Linked DNA regions of Homo sapiens: region 2 is linked to region 1. The links are chromatin loops, found by intact Hi-C in ENCODE. Cell type or tissue: PC-3. All regions are shown on one strand. Each heading gives the region's core, and the rest is flanking DNA. Links, peaks and the distances in the headings are about the cores only.

Region 1 (11,054 bases), core at 1,174-9,173:
TCTGACTTAACTCAAGGTCCCTGAAATTGAGTTTTTAAAAATACCAGTGTTGTTGACATTATCAGTAATGTTCAATGGCTGGCTCTAAATGCTTCATTTCAGTAAAGTTGATTAAATATTAATTTTTTGGATGGCTTTGTTTTACATTAAGAAAAAAGAACACACAGTAGTTTCCTATAATTGTTATCAACAAAACCTTGAGCGTTCCTGCCCTAGACCAAGTTTATAAATGGAGCTTCAGAGAAAGGCTATGATAAATTAGAAATTAAGCCATTGCTTTTGACCATAAAAAATAGAGGCTGGACGTCGTGGCTCACACCTGTAATCTCAGCACTTTGGGAGGTTGAGGCGGGCGGATCACCTGAGGTCAGGAGTTCGAGAGTAGCCTGCCCAACATGGCGAAACCCCGTCTCTACTAAAAATACAAAAATTTGGCCAGGCATGATGGCGGGCACCTGTAATCCCAGCCACTTGGGAGGCTGAGGCAGGAGAATTGCTTGAACCCAGGAGGCAGAGGTTGCAGTGAGCCGAGATTGCTCCGCTGCACTCCAGCCTGGGTGACAAGAGTGAAACTCCATCTCAAAGAAAAAAAAGAAGAAGAAGAAGCCGTAACAATCATTTCTGTTTGTCACTGGGGACCATGCAATATCAAAAGATAATTTAAAACATATTGCTTTAATCTGTTTTCATAGTTACTCTTATATCTAAAATTTCCGTATTTAGACAGTTGATTTATTGTGTTAGTATGAGAGGGGCGAAATGCTAAATATCTTATAAAATGTTGAAAAGTAAATGAAATTAAACAATGAAGGTGGACTATTTTCAGCTGAGTTTTTATGTCTATTTCAGAGTATAGTTTTATACGCCAAATTGAGAGCCTGCTACGTAATTTTGGAAACTAGGATTAGGCTCAAATAATTAATTACCATTTTTGCTGGGGTTTAAAATCTATTTCTGTGTCAGTGATTATTTTTAAAACAAATCAGGCCAAGTGCAGTGGCTCACGCCTGTCATCCCAGCACTTTGGGAGGCTGAGGCAGGAGGATTGCTTGAGCCCAGAGACCAGCCTGGGCAACAGGCTGGGGGGGTGGAAAAACTAGCTAGGCATGGTGGCATGCACTGGTGGTCCCAGCTACTTAGGAGGCTGAGGTTGGAGGATTGCTTGAGCCTGGGAGGTTGAGGCTCCAGTGAGCCATGATCCTGCCAGTACACTCCAGTCTGGGTGGCAGAGCGAGACTCTGTCCCAAAAACAACAGATCACCTTAGCAAAGATATCTATCTATTTTATTTTTTCTATTTTATTTTTGAGACAGGTTCTCTCACTGCCATCACCCAGCCTGGAGTGCAGTGGCGTGATCACAGTTCACTGCAGCCTCAACTTCCCATTCTCATGCTATTCTCCCACCTCCGCTTCCCAAATAGCTGAGAATACAGGCGTGCGCCACCATACTTGGCTAATTTTTTGTATTTTTTTTGGTAGAGATGGGGTTTCAACATGTTGCCCAGGCTAGTCTCAAACTCTGGGGCTCCAGCGATCCTCCCACCTTGACATCTTAAAGTGCTGGAATTACAGGCATGAGCCACCCTTCCCAGCTAATTTAGCAGATTTAAATCAGTTTATTTTTAATTTTAAAGGTTAAACAAAGTGTTACTTTAGCCTTAATTTTTTTTTGAAACGTTTATTTAGCCTTTGTATTCCTTTTTTGCTTTAGAGTTAATAAGGGGTGGCTATTTCTGAAGGTGTTTATGATATTTCAGTTTATGTGAGTATTCAAGCCCATTATTTCAGACATTTTGTTTTTTAAATGTAGATTTTTCCATGATATATAAATATGCATTAAAATACTGTCTTCTCTTTTTACTCGGCCCCCATTCCACTTACAGAAACAGAAAGTGAAAATGAATTTCGCCCCTTGGATGAAAGGATAGATGAATTTCACCCCAAAGCAACAAGAACTCTCTTTATTGGCAACCTTGAAAAAACCACTACTTACCATGACCTTCGCAACATCTTCCAGCGCTTTGGAGAAATTGTGGTATGTTGCTTTTACTATGTAAACAATTTTAGGTCTTTGTCATAACACATAAAGCATAGTACAGATTATATTTGGAAAGGTGATATTTAATGGTGTAATGAATGAACATTGTTGTGTGCTTTTAGCTCTTGCTAAAAGATAATCCAGAGAATCCCATTGGGTATGGTTCTATATACGTGTGTAAAAATGTAATATATGTCCTTTGTTTACACATATATATTTTCTTACCTCTTTTTTTTTTTTTTTTTTGAGACAGAGTATCACTCTGTCTCCGAGCCTGGAGTGCAGTGTCATGATCACGACTCACTGCAGCCTCAACCTCCTGGGCTCAAGTGATCCTCCCATCTCTCAGTCTCCTGAGTAGCTGGGACTGCAGACATGTCCCACCACGCCCAGCTAACTCTTGTGTTTTTTGTAGAGGTGGTGTTTTGCCATGTTGCCCAGGCTGGCTCTTACCCATTTTTATCTTTCTTTGTTCATTGGGTTCTGTTTTAATGCCATCTCTAGTCCTGTGGATTGAAAGGAAAATCTGGAAGAGAAAAATGTTTGTAAAAATGAAGCAGCAGGCTGAGCATGGTGGCTCACACCTATAATCTCAGCACTTTGGGAGGGTGAGGTGGGCAGATCACTTTGAGCTCAGAAGTTTAAGCCCAGCCTGGGCAACATGGTGAAACCCTGTCTCTATAAAAATACAAAAATTAGCTGGGCGTTGGTGGCTTGCTCCAGTAGTCCCAGCTACTCAGGCGGCTGAGGCTGGAGAACCACTTGAGCCCAGGAAGCAGAGGCTGCGGTGAGCCGAGATCACGCCACTGTACTCCAGCGTGGGTGACAGAGTGAGACCCTGTCTCCAAAAATAGAAGCAGCAAATTAGTGTATGATTGTTTTGTGATCACAGTGCACATCAGAAATACCTTGGGGATTACTAGAATATGGATGTCGTCTGCTAGCAGTTTAATTCTATTAGGAAGTCTTAATTTGAATCACTTTTTATATTATGCAAGTCATTGTTAGATTAAGGGGTACAAGAAGTTTTCTGTTCCTTTATGACTTAAAATTAGAGTCAGTTTAAAAATGAAAATATTTTGGTCACAGCTTTGTAATCTTGGGATATACTATTATTATTTTTTTAGACAGAGTTTCACTCTTGTCACCCAGGCTGGAGTGCAGTGGTGCGATCTTGGCTCACTGCAGCCTCCGCCTCCTGGGTTCAAGCGATTCTCCTGCCTCAGTCTCCTGAGTAGCTGGGATTACAGGCGCCCGCCACCATGCCCAGCTAATTTTGTATTTTTTAGTAGAGGCGGGGTTTCACCGTGTTGGCCAGGCTGGTCTTAAACTCCTGACCTCAGGTGATCTACCTGCCGTGGCCTCCTAAAGTGGTGGGATTACATGTGTGAGCCACCATGCCCAGGCTGGGAGATAACATTTTGTAAGATATCAGCCTTTCTCATCTCCTCAAAATCTTTCATAGAATCGTAACTTCTGTAGAAATCTGCACATGCCTTCTTTCTTGGTTCAGCCACAGCAAACTTATAGAGAACCACAACCCCCAATTAATGCTCCAGCAATATGATATTACAGATTCTTGGCCAGAAAGTCACACATCTGAGGTTTCATCAAAGCACTGGAAGCCCTGGTAGTTAGTTATTGTCCTTGATAGGTATGACAGCCCCACCCCAATGTCCTTCCTTGCTGATGGAGAAATGGATGACCTCATTTTCAATTATTTTGATTTGTCAAATTATTTTGGTTTTGTGGGAGTAGCATATACTCTAATTGCAGTTCTACTGCCTACCTAGATGGGTGGTATGGAATTCAGTAACCTATCTGGGCTCCAGCTTCTTTTGTCTTTAGACAGTTATCTGTTATTTATTTATTTATTTATTGATCTTTTAATTTTAAAGGTTAAAGAACAAAGATTTATTAATCTTCTCAGATATCATATTTTATTTTATTTATTTATTTTTAAGACGGAGTTTCACTTTTGTCACCTGCGCAATGGCGCGATCTTGGCTTACCGCAACCTCTGCCTCCCGGGTTCAAGCGATTCTCTTGCCTCAGCCTTCAGAATAACTAGGATTACAGGCATGTGCCGCCATGCCTGGCTAATTTTTGTATTTTTAGTAGAGACAGGTTTTCACCGTGTTGGCCAGGCTGGTGTCGAACTCCTGACCTCAAGTGATCCGCCCGCCTCCACCTCCCAAAGTGCTAGGATTACAGGCGTGAGCCACGGTGCGCAGCCAGATATCATATTTTAAATGGCCTGGCCCCTAATAACGATTTTAGATATTGCAGAAGGGAATTATTTCTTAGGATTTCATTAAATAGCCTGCCTTTTCTTTATTATCGTTAAGTTTCTCTTAATGCTGTTAGTATGGATTTTAAATTTTGAATTTTGAATTGCAATGCTGTTGCTCCTCTGCAGAGAGCTTCACATGAGAAGGATTTCATGGTTTGTGACAATAAATGCTATATGTTTTATAGCAAACTAGTAACTTACCATTGTATTAAGGTGTACAGTTTTTTTAACTAAGTAAATGATGATTGAGAACATGACTTTTTTGAGAAATAAATACCCTATATGGACTTGGTTCATTCTAATTTATTTTCTTGGGCATATTGCTAAGTTGTATTCATTGGTTTTTTCAGGATATTGACATTAAGAAAGTAAATGGAGTTCCTCAGTATGCGTTTCTGCAATACTGTGATATTGCTAGCGTTTGTAAAGCTATTAAGAAGATGGATGGGGAATATCTTGGAAATAATCGCCTCAAGGTAAATGAATTTGCATAAATTATTGTGCTGTTATGATTTGCTTTGTTTTTTAAGACTTGAAGGGTTTTTTTTTTGCATATGCCTTATTATTTAAGATCCTACTAAGACAGATAACCATAAAAGTGATATACTTCTTTGCATTCCTATCCTATTATATACTGTAATCTGATTAATATTCGATTAGCCAGGCAGGATTTTTTTTGTATATTCCTATTTAATTTTAACCAGATGTTTCCCACTTGAGATGTTGATTTGATAAGATTACTATAGAAAACCAGTTTTCTGAGAATTCTGTTGTAGTTGAATAGTAATTGTGAACTTTACTAATAGAAATTTTGCCTTTTATATTCAGCTGGGTTTTGGAAAGAGCATGCCTACAAACTGCGTGTGGCTAGATGGGCTTTCTTCGAATGTGTCAGATCAGTATTTAACACGACATTTCTGCCGATATGGGCCTGTGGTAAAGGTAGGCGGGAGGTTTTGGTATGTGGTTCAGACTTCTGACTCACTCGTCTTGGTATTCTCTCCTTTCAGTCTCAGTTGGCTAGCATTGCCTATTTCTTTAATAACGAGCACATTAAAATTATGTTTGCTAAGATTTGGTCAATAAGGGCATTTGCATCTGTTGCCTTAAGTTATGAGTATTTTGAAGAAACTATTTTGAACTAGCCAAGGTGATTAATTTTGAAACTATTCTCATAGTATAAATAGAATGAAATAGAAATGTTGCTTAGGGATTTTTATAATTTTATCTTACATTAAAATTAGATAGTCTGACTATATAGTTATTCACATTTACACTAAATATGTAATTAGACTTTTTTAAATGAGGGGAAGTTCACACAACAGAATATTCATCTAACCAATGATTTTTATGTAATACATCCATAAGCAACAGGAAAAGGGTCTCCAGACCCAATTCAGTGTGTGAAGGTAAAGCTTTGGTTCCTTAAAACTATGTTTACTCTGTGGTAGGTATATTGTATACCCTTGACAATGCTTTTTTTTTTTTAAATTTATTTATTTATTTTTAATTGAGACAGAGTCTCACTCTGTCACCCAGGCTGGAGTGCAGCGGCGGGATCTCAGCTCACTGCAACCTCCGCCTCCCAGGTTCAAGCGATTCTCTAGCCTCAGCCTCTTGAATAGCTGGGATTACAGGTGTGTGCCACCACGCCTGGCTAGTTTTGTATTTTTAGTACAGATGGGGTTTTGCCATGTTGGCCAGGCTGGTCTCAAACTCCTGACCTCAAGTGATCCACCTGCCTCGGCCTCCTAAAGTGCTGAGATTACAGGCACTGCGCCTGGCAGACAATACTTTAAATGTAGCTTTTGTTGTTTAGAGAAATACACATCTTAAAGATTGCCTGTATAAAAAAATCCACAGCCTTAAGACAGTTATGCTACTTGTAGCCAAAGTTCACAGAAATTCTTTGTTGTTCTTAATTTTTCCTTCCTTTCAAGGGTGTTTTTTGCTGTTGTTGGTTTTGCTTTTTTGTTTTGAGCCAAAACAAGACGAATACTTTACTGAAATACAATATAGTGGTCAGTAAACATGGAAAACAAAGTAAAATACAGAAGAACAAAATAAAGGCATAATATCTCAAGCCATAATGTCTATGATTCTAAACAGTCCCTGCACATTTTCATTTTATTGTGTTCACTACAGTGTGCATCACACTTTTTTTTTTAATAGAATAAAATATATAAAAATATATTTTTTCTCATCCGTGTCCTTGTGGCTTAGGATTTTGTTGGGACTGACACTAAGTCCAGTGGATGAGGCTCTTACTTGTTTTTTGTTTGTTTGTTTTACAGGTGGTGTTTGACCGCTTAAAAGGCATGGCCCTGGTTCTCTACAATGAAATTGAATATGCACAAGCAGCTGTAAAAGAGACCAAAGGGAGGAAAATCGGTGGGAATAAAATTAAGGTGTGCAGAATGACTTTAAACAGAAGCAAAACAAAGTCCTATTCAAATCTCACCCTCTTGGGCTGGGCGTGGTGGCTCACGCCTGTAATCCCAGCACTTTGGGAGGCCAAGGCAGGTGGATCACCTGAGGTCAGGAGTTCGAGACCAGCCTGATGAACATGGTGAAACCACGTCTCTACTAAAAATACAAGAAAAATTAGCCGGGCTTGGTGGCGCGTGCCTGTTAATCCCAGCTACTTGGGAGGCTGAGGCAGGAGAATTGCTTGAACCCAGGAGGCGGAGGTTGCAGTGTGCTGAGATCATGCCGTTGCACTCCAGCCTGGGTGACAGAGTAAGACTCCATCTCCAAAAAAAAGAAATCACCCCGTTAATAACTAGCATTTTGTAGGCTGCCAGCCAGGGGAGTGGTTTACAAGACACGTATGCTGTATCATTAGTGTTTAAGGGGAATATTACAATTTTATGCTCAGCTACTTGTGGGCACAGCATCTTTAAACCATTAGCCACAGATCCTTCCCTAAAAATCTTCTCATTCAAAGAAGTGTGCTTCTCAGTGTTCGGGTGCTGATGCTCACACAGACACTCTCATCGCAGGCTTGACCACAGTTATGGGTATCTGACACCCAGGGCCTCATAGTATCAGTCCAGCATCCTGAATGATATGTCTTTCTTTCCTTTCCTACTCTCCTGAAGAGTGGGTAGCCACTTAAAGCATAACTTTATGTCCAGTGTATGTTTTTAAAAACTTGTATTCATGGTAGTTTGAAGGAATTTATGCACTTAACTATGAAATAACTATGATTGTTAGGTTGAAAAAAGTATTTTAAAAATAAGATGATAAGCTATTTGATAGCTGATGAGCATCATATGCTTTAGTAACTTTGAGGCCCAGCTGTGAATAAAGTTTAAAATGTTCATCCATATTTTGTTTTATATTCTAACTGTAGTTTTGGCAACAGAGATTGCTGGATTTAGTTGATCTGATTACTTAATTGCCATTTCAGTTTTCCATTTTGCTTTTTTCACTCCTTCACAATTGGGTTTGAAACTTTATAAATTTCATTCTTTTATCACGGTTTATACAGAATTTGAGAGATTTCAGGTTAATATAGTTTCAGTGATGAGGACTGTTTTACTTGAGATACATTGCTGTTTCCTGAAATTTTCTCAGAAGGGCTATGTTGTGAAGAATTTACAAATCTGATAACATTTTTCCATCATTAAAATTTGAAACTTGCATCAAACACCTCTTTTTTTTTTTAAAGGTGGATTTTGCAAATCGGGAAAGTCAGCTGGCTTTTTATCACTGCATGGAGAAATCTGGTCAAGACATCAGAGACTTTTATGAAATGTTAGCCGAAAGAAGGTATGTATTTTAAACTTACCAGTGTAGCTTGAGTTTTAATAGTTTTAATACAGAAACTTAAGATGGCATTAAATTTTATTTTTCACTCTTTACCCCTACTTTCATCTTCTAGAATAGAGAATGCTTCTCTTTTATCACTTCATATGGAAACACAGGTTTATTTTTTTGAATCTAGTTTCCAGGTAATTCCTATGGGTTTGGAGCAACCTGTCTGGATTTCTCACTGAATGCTCCTAGAACTTGAAAGAGTTACTGTTTTGCCAGGTGATAACTTTATGTACTTTTTTTTTTGAGACAGGGTCTCACTCTGTCACCCAGACTGGAGTGCAGTGGCATGATCATGGCTCACTGCAGTCTCTGCCTTATAGGCTCAAGTGATCCTCACACATCATCTTCTTGATTAGCTGGGACTACAGACACTTGCCACCACGCTGGAGTAATTTTTGTAAAGATGGGTTTTCTCCATGTTGTCTAGGCTGGTCTTGAACTCCTGGGCTCAAGCATTCTGCCCGCTTTGGCCTCCCAAAGCGCTGGGATTACAGGTGTGAGCCACCACACCTGGTCTGCTTTATGTACCATTAATCATAAATACAAATCATCTTGCTTACAGTTACTTCTTAAAGTAAATGTATTAATATATGTTAGAGTGCATTATAAACTTTTAAATGGCTACATATTTAGTAATGACAACAACCAGGTTGTATGTGCTCATACATTTAACTTAAAAAATAAATAAATAAATAAAAACTTCCAAAAGAATATCAAGAGCTTTATTTTAAAGTTGAATCTCTTAAATAGTCAAAGTGAATCAATAAGCCAAAGCATATGTAAACTGGCAACTTTGGCAATGTGCAGGGCAAACCTGATTTCCTCTTGTTAATACTTTCAGTCATGGTTATGTAGTATTTAATATTTTTTCTGCTGAACAGACCGAAATATAGTAAAACATCTTAAGATAATGCCACCAGATTCTTCAATAGCTGATTACTTTTGAAAATGGAAATTTGGTCCATATTATCAAGCTGTTTTTCCAGACATACCTCTGATTAAGTTTCCTGGAATGTTCCCACTAGGTCTCCACCCCTATATGTGTTAGACAAAAGGTTTGTGTGAAAAACGCCTTTAGACACTTGAGTTCAAAGTATGAAAAGGGCTCCATGGCAAGATGAGCCAAGTCAGGGTTGTGCTGCCACAAGCCCTGTTGAATGCATTCCCTTTCTACTGCCTCTTCTTGCCAATTCATTTTTGTTTAAATGATAGCAAGTATTAATATATATTAATTTCTTAGTGGAATATTGTACAACAGTCGTTGAATACTTTGTGCTTTTTTTTTTTTTTGAGATGAAGTCTTGCTCTGTGGTCTAGGCTAGAGTGCAGTGATGCGATATTGGCTTACTGCAACCTCTGCCTTGCTGGTTCAAGCGATTCTCCTGCCTCAGCCTCCCGAGTAGCTGGGACTACAGGCGCATGCCACCATGCCCGGCTAATTTTTGTATTTTTAGTAGAGACGGGGTTTCACCATATTGGTCAGGCTGGTCTTGAACTCCTGACCTCGTGATCCGCCCGCCTTGGCCTCTCAAAGTGCTGGGATTACAGGCGTGAGCCACCGCACCCGGCCTACCTGGTGTTTTTAAATGAAAAATGCTCCCTACGGCCAAATTCTCAAAAGCTCAAACTTGTCAGGTTTTGATGGTTTCTCACCAGATCAGAATCCAAATCACAAAGCTTCAAAGATCAATACTCCTTTAGCTAGAAAGTCAGGCTCGATAGACTGTTTTCTCAGTTGTGTGAGTGTAAGAGAGTGAAAGTGAGCGTAAAATTATGTGGCCACATGCAGGAGAATGTGTGTGTCTCATGTCAAGAGAGAAAAAAATTCTCTATCCTGGCTTCCCAAGTAGCAGTTTGAAGTCATTGTTAATACAGTAAATGCTTACAAGGAATTCTTATCTATATGTGAGTGGAAAGTGTCCCGGAGGCCTACTTGCACCTAAAACATACAAAATCCATTAAAATCCTCTGTGTACATTAAATATTTTAAAACAGCAGTTTTGTGTGAGGGTTGAATAATGTAATGTGGGTGTTACTTTTTGTATATTACTACTTAAAATCTATTTTTTTTTTGTTTTTTGAGACAGAGTTTCCCTTTCGTTGCCCAGGCTGGAGTGCAATGGTGCAATCTTGGCTTACCGCAACCTCTGCCTCCTGGGTTCAAGCGATTCTCCTGCCTCGGGCTCCAGAGTAGCTGGAATTACAGGCACGCACCACCAGGCCTGGCTAATTTTGCATTTTTAGTGGAGACAGGGTTTCTCCATGTTGGTCAGGCTGGTCTCAAATTCCTGACCTCAGGTGATCCGCCTGCCTCGGCCTCCCAAAGTGCTGGGATTACAGATGTGAGCCACCACGCTTGGCCAAAAGTCATTGTTTGTTTTAGTGATGAACTAACTGGCTTTGGGTTTGTTCTGTGTTTTTTCTCATGGTTATTTATCCCTCTCAAATGGCAGTTATCTCCTCATGAGGACGCAGGAGGGTGTGGGACTTCACTGTGACCCAGGTTTGCCCCATGTGGTTTCAGTTGGCAGTGCTTATGGAATGCATTCCTTGCAGTAGACCTTGAGGATCTTTGCCTCTTCCATAGAATGGAAGTTATCTCACTGAATAGTTGATGCATGAATGAAAAAAAATGCTTTAATGCTAATGATAAGCTCAGGAATGCAAATGACAACTCTATTTGCACAGGGCTTTCCCATTTTCCAATAGTATTTCATTTGATCCCTCTAATACTCTGTCAGGTAACCCTTTTTATGGAAGGAACTTTTGCTAATAAGATCACAGGCCACTAAGGGGCTGGGCTGGGGATAAACCTAGGGTTCCTACCTGCTAGTGCATTGAGCTTACCCTTTACCGGAGTGGTTCTCGAGATGAATTTACAGGGTCACATTGTGATTCAG
Region 2 (11,054 bases), core at 1,563-9,562, 120 kb before region 1:
GCTCATAACCTTCCTTCTGCAGAAAAAAATGTATGTGATTCAGTGGAAAATAATGCACTATCTACACCCAGCACACCCTTCCTGGTTATCAGATTCTAGCCTTTTATTGTCTTTGAGCGACTTTACAGCTCTGTAAATTATAGGTAAATGATATATTGCCCTGTCTAGTAGAGGTTCTCCCTCGCTTTCTTGTTGAAAAACCAGTTTTCATTTGCACATTCATTTCAATATTCCTGACCTATGAATGTGACTGTTCTTAGCTGTCCCCCCTTTTTTTTTTGAGACAGAGTCTCGCTCTGTCACCCAGACTGGAGCAGAGCACAGTGGCATGATCTCAGCTCACTGCAAGCTCCGCCTCCTGGGTTTAAGCGATTCTCCTGCCTCAGCCTCCCAAGTAGCTGGGATTACAGGCATATGCCATGATGCCCAGCTAATTTTTGTATTTTTAGTAGAGACGGGGTTTCACCATGTTGGCCAGACTGGTCTTGAACTCCTGACCTCAGGCAATCCACCTGCCTCGGCCTCCCAAAGTGCTGGGATTACAGGCGTGAGCCACTGTGCCCGGCCCTTAGCTGCCCTTTTGAGCTGGTTATAACATCACCTGGCTCCCTTATGAGTTAAATAAAATGGCTAATACCTATTCATTTTCTATCTGTGTGGGAGTCATGATTTTACCTTCTTTTGAAAATGAAAATGACCTTGCAACGCTTCCTTCATCAGGTGTTTATGACAGCTCCTTTAGGCCAGAGGAGGTGGTGGGGTCCCTTGCAGGGCATCCCATGAGGTGGAATTAAGAGCAGCTGGCCGGTGGCCTCTGTTCCCCAGAGTGGTCTCTGAATGGGAAGGGAGGGGAGGGGAGGAGGAAGACAGGAGGGAGGGGTTCTGCCCAGTGGATGGGATAAGGTCTTAGCAAGACCTAGATTCTCGGGCTGGGTGAAGTGGCTCATGTCTATAATCCCAGCAATTTGGGAGCCGAGGCAGGAGGATCACTTGAGCCCAGGAGTTCTATTTCAGCCTGGGCAATAGAGTGAGACCCCATCTCTACAAAAAAAAACAAAAAACAAAAAACAAAAAAAAAACTAGACTCTCTCTCTGGTTAAGCTCCTAGCCAGCTATTTGACCTTGAGACACAATGTCTTTAAGTTTTGAGGGTGAGGAAGGGTGTCAAAAACTGACATTTATTTCCTGAGCTCTTGTCTGTCTTGTCTGGGGTGAGGCTGGAGAGGTGGGATGATTGACTACGCTGAACAGGAAGCTAGGTTTCAGGAGTTAGGCAGCCTGCCTGGGATCGAGACTCCTTGATGAGGATACTGACAGTAATAACAACAGCAGCAGCTACCATTTCGTGGGCATGCATATGCCCATATGTATTATCTCATTTAGTTCCCACTGCTGCCTGGAAGGAAGGAATGATCTATGATCCCATCGTTCACACAGGGAGACGAAGGCTCAAGGTCACACCACATAGATTCCAGCTCTATATTTAGCCAAGTCCTAAACCCTTTATTCCACTGCCTTAGCCTCCTAGATGAGACAGGGCAATCCCTTGGCCACTGAATTGCTTTTTTCCTCACCTACAAAACAAAGAGAATTATTACCTTGATCATACACGTAAAGGAATGCAATGGCAGATGACCAAATGTCATGTGGTTTCCTGGGATGGATTCTGGAAAGGAAGAAAGGACATTAGTGGAAAATCTGGTGAAATCCCAGTAAAGTCTGGAGTTTGGTGAGTCATGTTGTACCAATGTCAGTTTCCTAGTTTGGACAAATGTGCCATAGTTGCGTGAGATTTTTTTTTTTTTTTTTCTGAGACAGTGTCTCGCTCTGTCACCCAGGTTGGAGTGCAGTGGCGCGATCTTGGCTCACTGCAAGCTCTGACTCCCGGGTTCACGCCATTCTCCTGCCTCAGCCTCCTGAGTAGCTGGGACTACAGGTGCCCGCCACGACGCCCGGCTAATGTTTTGTATTTTTAGAAGAGATGAGGTTTCACCGTGTTAGCCAGGAAGGTCTCGATCTCCTGACCTCGTGAACTGCCTGCCTCGGCCTCCCAAAGTGCTGGGATTACAGGCGTGAGCCACCGCACCCGGCTGTTTTTTTTTTTTTTTTTTAAGACGGAGTCTTGCTCTGTCACCAGGCTGGAGTGCAGTAGAGCGATCTTGGCTCACTGCAACCTCTGCCTCCCAGGTTCAAGCAATTCCCCTGCCTCAGCCTCCCAAGTAGCTGGGACTACAGGCACACACCACCACGCCTGGCTAATTTTTTGTATTTTAGTAGAGACTGGGTTTCACCATGTTGGTCAGGATGGTCTCGATCTCCTGACCTCGTGATCTGCCCACCTCGGCCTCCCAAAATGCTGGGATTACAGGCGTGAGCCTCCATGCCCAGCCTCAATAAATCTAAAGTTATTTTGAAATCAAAAGTTTCTTATCTAACAAACTAACGGGATAAAGGGGAAAGTCTTTGAGCCTGAGCTCCTGGATGCCCTGCCTCTCACTGATGACGTAAGAACAAGGGGGTGAGAGGAGGCCATCACACACTCTTCTGCCAACAGGAAAGTCGGGCTGAGAGGGTAGTCATGTCTGGACAAGGGGGAGGGGCCTACTGACTGAGAAGATGGCAAGAGAAGAGGAGTGGGGGACCTGACCCAATATCTATAGCATGTGGGAGACAAGTGCCAAGTAGGAAGAGGATGGTGAGGGGTCTCAGAAGATCAGAGTGACCTTCACCCAGTGTGAGTGGTAATTTTTTTCCTTCCCACCTTCATCCTCCTCCTCGCAGAGGTGATCAGATGTTTGCAGGTGCCTGCTTGTGTTTACAAGTAGGTCTTGGAAGATAAGAGAGGCAGTGGGAGGGGTGGGAAAGCCCTGTTCTGGCAGTCAGGACACCCAGGGCTTGGCCACTAACCAGCTGTGTGAGCTCGGCCGGTCTCACACCCTCTCTGGGTTATGGATTCCTGAGGAATCCATAAACACGCAAGGATTCCTCAGGAAAACACAATACGGGCCGGGCACGGTGGCTCACGCCTGTAATCCCAGCACCTTGGGAGGCCGAGGCAGGTGGATCACCTAAGGTCTGGAGTTTGAGACCAGCCTGGCCAACATGGTAAAACCCCATCTCTACTAAAAATACAAAAAATTAGGCCAGGAGCGGTGGCTCATGCCTGTAATCCCAGCACTTTAGGAGGCCGAGGCAGGCGGATCACCTGAGGTTGGGAGTTCAAGACCAGCCTGACCAACGTGGAGAAACCCCATCTCTACTAAAAATACAAAATTAGCCGGGGTGGTGGCACATGCCTGTAATCCCAGCTAGTCGGGAGGCTGAGGCAGGAGAATCGCTTGAACCCAGGAGGCGGAGGTTGCAGTGAGCCGAGATTGCGCCATTGCACTACAGCCTGTGCAACAAAAGCGAAACTCCGTCTCCAAAAAAAAAAAAAAAAAAAAAAATTATGGCCTGCCGTGGTGGCTCATGCCTGTAATCCCAGCACTTTGGGAGGCCGAGGCGGGCAGATCACCTGAGGTCAGGAGTTCGAGACCAGCCTGACCAACATGGAGAAATCCCGTCTCTACTAAAAATACAAAATTAGCCGGGCATGGTGGCTCATGCCTGTAATCCCAGCTACTCGGGAGGCTGAGGCAGGAAAATCGCTTGAAACCAGGAGGTGGAGGTTGCAGTGAGCTGAGATCATGCCACTGCACTCCAGCCTGGGCAACAAGAGCAAAACTCCATCTCAAAAACAAACAAACAAACAAAAAACACAATACGACCCAGGAATCCTGAACTGGTCCTTTACAGTTAGCAGGATCCCAAACTTCAGACCACAGGGAGGGGCTGGCTGAAGCAGGAGAGAAACCCATGAGGGGTCACCCTGAGGGCCCAATCAGAAGGCACATGGGGGGTCAGGGAGGGTTAAGAATGCTCTCTGGGGCCTGTGAGTCATGGGCCTGGCAGCTTGGGGTTTCCCAAGACTGCTCAGACGGGCTGTGGCATGCAGGGAGCTCAGCCAGAACCTCCCTTGCAAATCTGCACCCTTTCCCCCAGCAACCCCCCCGCTTCCAGCACCCCTCTGACCAGCAACCCCTCCTTGGCAAGGTAGAACTCCCAATGGCCCACCCTGAGATGGCTTCAAATCAAGTCCCACGGGCAGAAAGCAAACAGTGGCTCCACTCCAGTGTGCCTAGAGATCCCGCTTCATTCATTCATTTGTTCATTCATTCACTCACTCTTTAATAAAATACTCATTGACCCCTCCCATCTGCCAGTCACTGCCCTTGGCACAGAGCTCAGTTTAATGGAAAAAGGAGAAAAGAGAACAGTCCGTGCTGGGGAGGCACAGCCAGGAGTCCAGGAGGGCAGGCCATGGAGAAAGTGATGTCAGAGCTGGGCCTAAAGGGTGTGCAGGGGTCAGCCAGGCGAGGCTCTGGAACAAGAGCTATCCAGGCGCTTGCTCTCTGAGCTGGGCACAGCTGAATGTGGCTGAGCATGTGGGAAGTGCAGGATGAGGGCCAGACTCAGGCAGGAACCAAAGCAGCAAGGCTTCCTAGACTCTGTGCCAGGATTGGGGCTTTTTCCCAGGGGGGCAACGGTGAGAAGGAAGAACCCCAAGCCAGTAGAACCCCAAGCCGGTAGAACCCCAAGCCGGTAGGGCAGATGAACTTGCCATAGAGTCCAACTGCCCATAACCACAGAGGTGGTGGCCGGGCCCAGAGAGGGTGTGAGACCGGCCGAGCTCACACAGCTGGTTAGTGGCCAAGCCCTGGGTGTCCTGACTGCCAGAACAGGGCTTTCCCACCCCTCCCACCGCCTCTCTTATCTTCCAAGACCTACTTGTAAACACAGGCAGGCACCTGCAAACATCTGATCACCTCTGCGAGGAGGAGGATGAAGGTGGGGGAATGAAGGCGTGCAGGTGAATCAGGTCAGTGTTGCTCATAGGCTGACCCAGTGCGGATGGTCCCGTCAGTGGCAAGGAGGGCAGGATTCTGCACGGGTGAGAGCACTTGCCCTAGGGGGATGCAGTGAGTCACTGGGTGCAAAGTTCACACTCCTCCTTCCTCCTGGCTTTGATCTGAGTTCCCTGGAGGGAGGTGCAGCCTGGATTCCTGGAGGCGGGGCCATCTCCTCTCCCTGCCCTGCCCTGTGGGTCCAGATTGGGAGGCCGGCTGTCTCCACTCCTCTCTGAACTCCCACACACACCTTTTCGAGGCCCTAGTAAGTTTCCATGTTGGCCTCACTGGCGGGGTCAGACTTGACCTATCACCTAGGACATTCGCTGCAGGAAGTTGGAAGCTTCCCTCTCCTGCTGAGCTCAGCCATGCGTCTTACTGCCTGGTGCCACATTCCGTTCCCTCCTGTCTCTGGGAGGATGATCAGATCTGGCAGAGAGCCCAGGCCTGCCCAACCAGCGGAACAAAATAAATGACCGCAGGGTGGGACTCCGCGGACACCAAGACACCAGGGAACTCTTGGACTGAGCACCAGAGGAACTAACCCCAGTAGCTGCCCCCGAGCAAGGACCTACTACTGATGCTGCCAACAGCCCCGGGAGACAGAAATATTATCACCCTTATTTTATAGAGAGGAGAAAAGAGGGGTGCAAGGGTCATGGGGACAGTGACTGATCCTGACATCCACTAAGGGCCCTCTTGGGTTTTGTGTCATGAGTTGAAAGGGAAGCAGCTGGCAAGGTGGTGTGACATTGAGCTGCGCAAGTGCAGGTGAGATGCGGTGGAGGTGGAGCAGTGGGACTGACCAGTGTTGGGGTTTTGTCAGGACCGCAGGAGGGGGTGGGGGTGGGGCCTGACCATGAATTGTAGGCTGGGCAGGAAGGACACGGAGGGCAGGCAGGCTGAGGGACATGCAAAGGGGGCAGGATCCATGGACTGCTGGAGCCGGGGCACTGGAGGAAAGAAATGAGGTGAGGTCAGAGAGGTCAGTCAATAGATATTATAGAGGAGGGGCAGTCACTGGTCACGGGGGACAGATACTGGGGTGGCACTGCTCCTAGGGTGTAAACCCTTGGCACATAGCCTGCATAGAACAGGCCCTCAGAGAGTATTTGTGGAATGAATGAGTGGCTACTTGCAGTCTGGGGTTGGGTGACTCAAAGGATATTTTACTTTCTTCTCTCTAGCTTTTTTTTTTTTTTTTCTGAGATGGAGTCTCACTCTATTGCCCAGGCTGGAGTGCAGTGGGGCAATCTTGGCCCACTGCAACTTCTGCCTCCCAGGTTCAAGCGATTCTCCTGCCTCAGCCTCCTGAGTAGCTGTGATTACAGGCACCCACCACTATTCCCACTAATTTTTGTATTTTTAGTAAATACGGGGCTTCATCATGTTGGCCAGGTTGGTCTCAAACTCCTGACCTCAGGTAATCTGCCCACCTCAGCCTCCCAAAGTGCTGGGATTACAGGTGTGAGCCACTATGCCCGGCGGCCTGCTTTTATTTATTTATTTTTTTTAATAACAGCTTTACTGAGATATGAATCACACATACAAAATTCACCCTTTTAAAGCTTTCTTTTTTTTGAGACAGGGTCTCGTTCTGTCACACAGGCTGGAGTGCAATGGTGCGATCATGGCTCACTGCAGCCTTGACCTTCTGGGCTCAAGCCATCCTCCAGCCTCAGCCTCTTGAGTAGGCTGGACCATAGGCGCACACCATCTTGCCTGGATAACTTTTGATTTTTCTTTTTTTTTCTGTAGAGATAGGGACTCACTGTGTTGCTCAGGCTGGTCTTGCACTCCTGGGCTCAAGTGATTCTCCCGCCTCAGCCTCCCAAAGTGCTGGGATTACAGGTGTGAGCCACTGTGCCCAACTCTGATTTTTTTACAGTAAGCACATGATAAGGGAGGAGACCACCCCTCATATTGTCTTATGCCCAATTTCTGAATCCAAAGAAAGAAGTAGTAAAAACTAAAAGGCAGAAATGGAATCCACAGGCAGATAGCCCAGCACTGCACCCTGGGCCTGGAGTTAAAAATCAACCCCGACCTAACTCTTCTGTTATCTATAGATTTCAGACATTGTATGGAAAAGCGTCGTGAAAATCCCTGTCCTCTTCCTTTCCGTTCTGATTACCAGTGCATGCAGCCCCCAGTCACGTACCCTCTGCTTACTCAATCGATCACGACCCTCTCACGCGGACCGCCTTAGAGTTGTAAGCCCTTAAAAGGGACAGGAATTGCTCACTCGGGGAGCTCGGCTTTTGGAGACGTGAATCCACCGATGCTCCCAGCTGAATAAAGCCCTTTCCTTCTACAACTCGGTTTCTGAGGGGTTCTTGTCTGAGGCTCATCCTGCTACAATGATACTTTTCTAATATGAACCCATATATGTTTTTAAAATTCATTTTTCTAAAAAGTTAGGATAAATCCATGAGATAGAAAAATAATGGACCAAAACTTAGAGAAAAGATAACTACTGGCTGGGACCCAGGACTGTGGCCAGCCCTGGGCTGATTTGTGGTTTGAGCAAACCACTGCCCTTCCCAGAGCCTCGCCTGTGAGACGGGGGTTGGCAGAAGTGAGCAGGGCAGCAGCTAGGGATTGAGCTGAACTGATGGCATCTCAGGCTCTTCCCAGCCTTAACAGCTCAAGATTTTGGGGCAATCTGGATTCCCACACCTGGTGAGAGAAGCAAATTAAGGAGATGACCTGGTCTTTGGAGTTCTCTTCCCTAAGAGGATAAACACCACAATATTGACAGTCCAGGCAACAAGGCCAAATTCAACCCAGAACAATGTTTTAGGTCACACCATCTCTCATCAATCCCTAATTGAACTGAAGGTATTTAACACCTTATCTGTCTTTTTTTTTTTTTGAGACGGAGTCTTGCTCTTGTTGCCTAGGTTGGAGTGCATTGGCACGATCTCGGCTCACTGCAACCTCTGCCTCCTGGGTTCCAGCAATTTTCCTGCCTCAGCCTCCCAAGTAGCTGGGATTACACGCTTCCACCACTGCGCCCGGCTAATTTTTTCTTTTTTTCTTTTTTTTTAGTAGAGATGGGGTTTCTCCATGTTGGCCAGGCTGGTCTTGAACTCCTGACCTTGTGATCCTCCCGCCTTGGCCTCCCAAAGTGCTAGGATTACAGGCATGAGCCACCGTGCCCAGCCTTATCTGCCATTTTTTATCTTCCATTCTAAACCAGTCCTTCTCAAACTGAAATGTGCATACAAATCACCTGTGAATCTTGTTAATATGGAAATAATCAATAGGTCTGAGGTGGGACCTGAAATTCTACAATTCTAACAACCTCCCAGCAGATGTCAGTGTTGCTGGTCCCCAGACCACTATTTAAATATCAAGGCTCAGCTGGGCACCGTGGCTCACGCCTGTAATCCCAACATTTTGGGTGACCAAGGCGGGAGGATTATTTGAGCCCAGGAGTTCCAGACCAGCCTAGGCAACATCAGTGAGACTCTGTCTCTACAAAAAACAAAAATTAGCCAGGTACAGTGGCATGTACCTGTGGTCTCAGCTACTCAGTAGGTGGGAGGATCCCCTGAGCCTAAGAGTTCGAGGCTGCAGTGAGCTGTGATCGCATCACTGCTCTCCAGTCTGGGCTACAGGGTAAGACCCTGCCTCGAAAGAAAAAAAAGTGACAAAGCAGCATCCCTTTGTCACAGAGAAAACCTGGAAACTCCATTGTACTTCACGGAATTGCTAAAAGACGACACCAGACCATATAGGCTGCCTTCCTATTAACTTTTCCTTTTTTTTTTGAGATGAAGTCTCACTCTGTCACCCAGGCTGGAGTGCAGTGGCTCGATCTCGGCTCACTGCAACCTCACCGCCTCCTGGGTCTAATCAATTCTCCTGCCTCAGCCTCCCGAGTAGCTGGGACCACAGGCAAGCGCCACTACGCCTGGCTAATTTTTGTACTTTTAGTAGAGATGGGGTATTGGCCAGGCTGATCTTGAACTCCTGACCTCAGGTGACCCACCCGCCTCGGCCTCCCATTGTGTTGGGATAACAGGCGTGAGCCACTGAGCCTGGGCCCTATTAACTTGTCTGTCACCTGTCATCTCCCTCTTGTCTTTCATTACTACTTGCTTGTTGTCTATCGTGTGTCCCCTCTACTGCAATGAAAATCCTTTGAAGGCAAGGGCACTGCTGGGTCCCTAGCTGCTGAGCACATATTTAAGGGCTAACTAAATATTTGTTGGATGAATGAACCTCAACATTTTGAGGTAGTAAGTAAAAAAGCAAGTGACAGAATGGTATGCAGGCTTTTTTTTTTTTAGAAGTCTTGCTCTGTCACCCAGGCTGGAGTGCAGTGGTGTGATCTCGGCTCACTGCAACTTCTACCTCCCAGGTTCAAGTGATTCTCCTGCCTCAGCCTCCAGAGTAGCCAGGATTACAGGCGTGTGCCACCACACCTGGCTAATTTTTGTATTTTTAGTAGAGATGGAGTTTTGCCATGTTGGCCAGGCTGGTCTCAAACTCCCAACCTCAAATGATCTGCCCACCTTGGCCTCCCAAATTGCTGGGATTTCAGGCATGAGTCACCGCACCCAGCCCCATTTGTGTTTTTTAAAAGTTTGAGGCCAGGTGTGGTGGTTCACACCATTAGTTCTTTGGGAGAACTGTTTGAGGCCAGGAGTTCGAGACCAGCAGCCTGGGGAACATAGTGAGGTCCTGACTGAAAAAGTTTTTTCTTTTTTTTTTTTTTTGAGACGGAGTTTCATTCTTGTTGCCCAGGCTGGAGTGCAGTGATGCGATCTCAGCTCACTGCAACCTCTGCCTTCCGGTGGTTTCAAGCGATTTTCCTGCCTCAGCCTCCCGAGTAGCTGGGACTACAGGCACACACCACCACGCCCAGCTAATTTTTTGTATTTTTAGTAGAGACGGGGTTTCACCATGTTGGTCAGGATGGTCTCGATCTCCTGACCTTGTGATCCGCTCACCTCGGCCTCCCAAAGTGCTGGAATTGCAGATGTGAGCTACCGCGCCTGGCCAAGTTTTTTTCTTAATTAAAAAGGGCCAGGTGTGGTGGCAGCAGCTACCATTTTTTAGTATGTACATGCATTTGCTTTGTTTTGTTATGCACAGTGCCTGGTCATAATATATTTTTTAAAGAATAATGCCAGTGTGGTGGCTCATAATGCCAGTGTGGTGGCTCACACCTGTAATCCCAGCACTTTGGGAGGCCAACATAAGTGGACTGCTTGAGATCAGGAGTTTAAGAACAGCGTGGGCAACATGGTGAAACCCTGTCTTTACAAAAAATACAAGAAGTTAGTTGGGTACAGGCGTGGTAGCTCACACCTATAATCCCAGCACTTTGGGAGGCTGAGGTGGGCGGATCACCTGAGGTCAAGAGTTCGAGACCAGCCTGACCTACCTGGAGAAACCCCGTCTCTACTAAAAAAAAAATACAAAATCAGCCGGGCATGGTGGTGCATGCCTATAGTCCCAGCTACTTGGGAGGCTGAGGCAGGAGAATCACTTGAACCTGGGAGGCGGAGGTTTTGGTGAGCCAAGATCACACCATTACACTCCAGCCTGGGCAACAAGAGCGAAACTCCGTCTCAAAAAAAAAAACAAAAACAACAACAAAAAAAAACTCCCTTAAGGTGATGCTCCTGCGGCCAGAGTTGAGAGCCTCTTTTTTCTTTTCTTTTTTTTTTTTTTTTGCTCTCTGTTGCCCAGGCTGGAGTGCAGTGGCACAATCTCAGCTCACTGCAAGCTCCGCCTCCTGCGTTCACGCCATTCTCTTGCCTCAACCTCCCGAGTAGCTGGGACTACAGGCACCCACCACCACACCCGGCTAATTTTTTGTATTTTTAGTAGAGACGGGGTTTCACCGTGTTAGCCAGGATGGTCTCGATCTCCTGACCTCGTGATCTGCCCGCCTCGGACTCCCAAAGTGCTGAGATTACAGGCATGAGCCACCGTGCCCAGCCTGAGATTCTGTTTTAAGATGGCTTTTGATTTATTTTGATGGAGGTAATGTATCAATTTTTTTCCTTTATGGTCTTTATTTATTTATTTATTTATTGAGGCGGGGTCTCATTCTGTCACCCAGGTTGGAGTGCAGTAGCGAGATTTCTG

What was found. Hi-C counts contacts between places; a loop is a spot of excess contacts. Peaks named below come from ENCODE experiments on the same cell type or tissue, not always from the same donor. Only the 100,000 strongest peaks of a DNase experiment are listed, where the experiment ranks them.
Region 2: it touches region 1 in a loop (4-fold over the local background); 8 of 110 quality-filtered maps call a loop at or near these places.

What each region holds. Positions count from the first base shown.
Region 1 is chr1:15,914,244-15,925,297 of GRCh38, forward strand. SPEN (spen family transcriptional repressor) reads left to right here. Exons shown (of 15, transcript NM_015001.3): 6 at 1,885-2,036; 7 at 4,683-4,808; 8 at 5,161-5,274; 9 at 6,627-6,740; 10 at 8,006-8,106. Among named protein-coding and RNA genes, the nearest start is that of ZBTB17, 56 kb to the right of the region's middle. In PC-3, for the core only: no CTCF peak of the experiment used is centred there; a DNase peak (open chromatin) is centred at 5,288; H3K27ac peaks cover 2,736 bases.
Region 2 is chr1:15,795,278-15,806,331 of GRCh38, forward strand. No RefSeq gene overlaps it. Among named protein-coding and RNA genes, the nearest start is that of UQCRHL, 6.8 kb to the right of the region's middle. RefSeq lists enhancers at 4,957-5,251, 8,417-8,918. In PC-3, for the core only: a CTCF peak has its summit at 8,264 (motif pointing right); DNase peaks (open chromatin) are centred at 1,654, 3,904, 5,094, 6,044 and 1 weaker place; H3K4me3 peaks cover 2,284 bases; H3K27ac peaks cover 5,172 bases.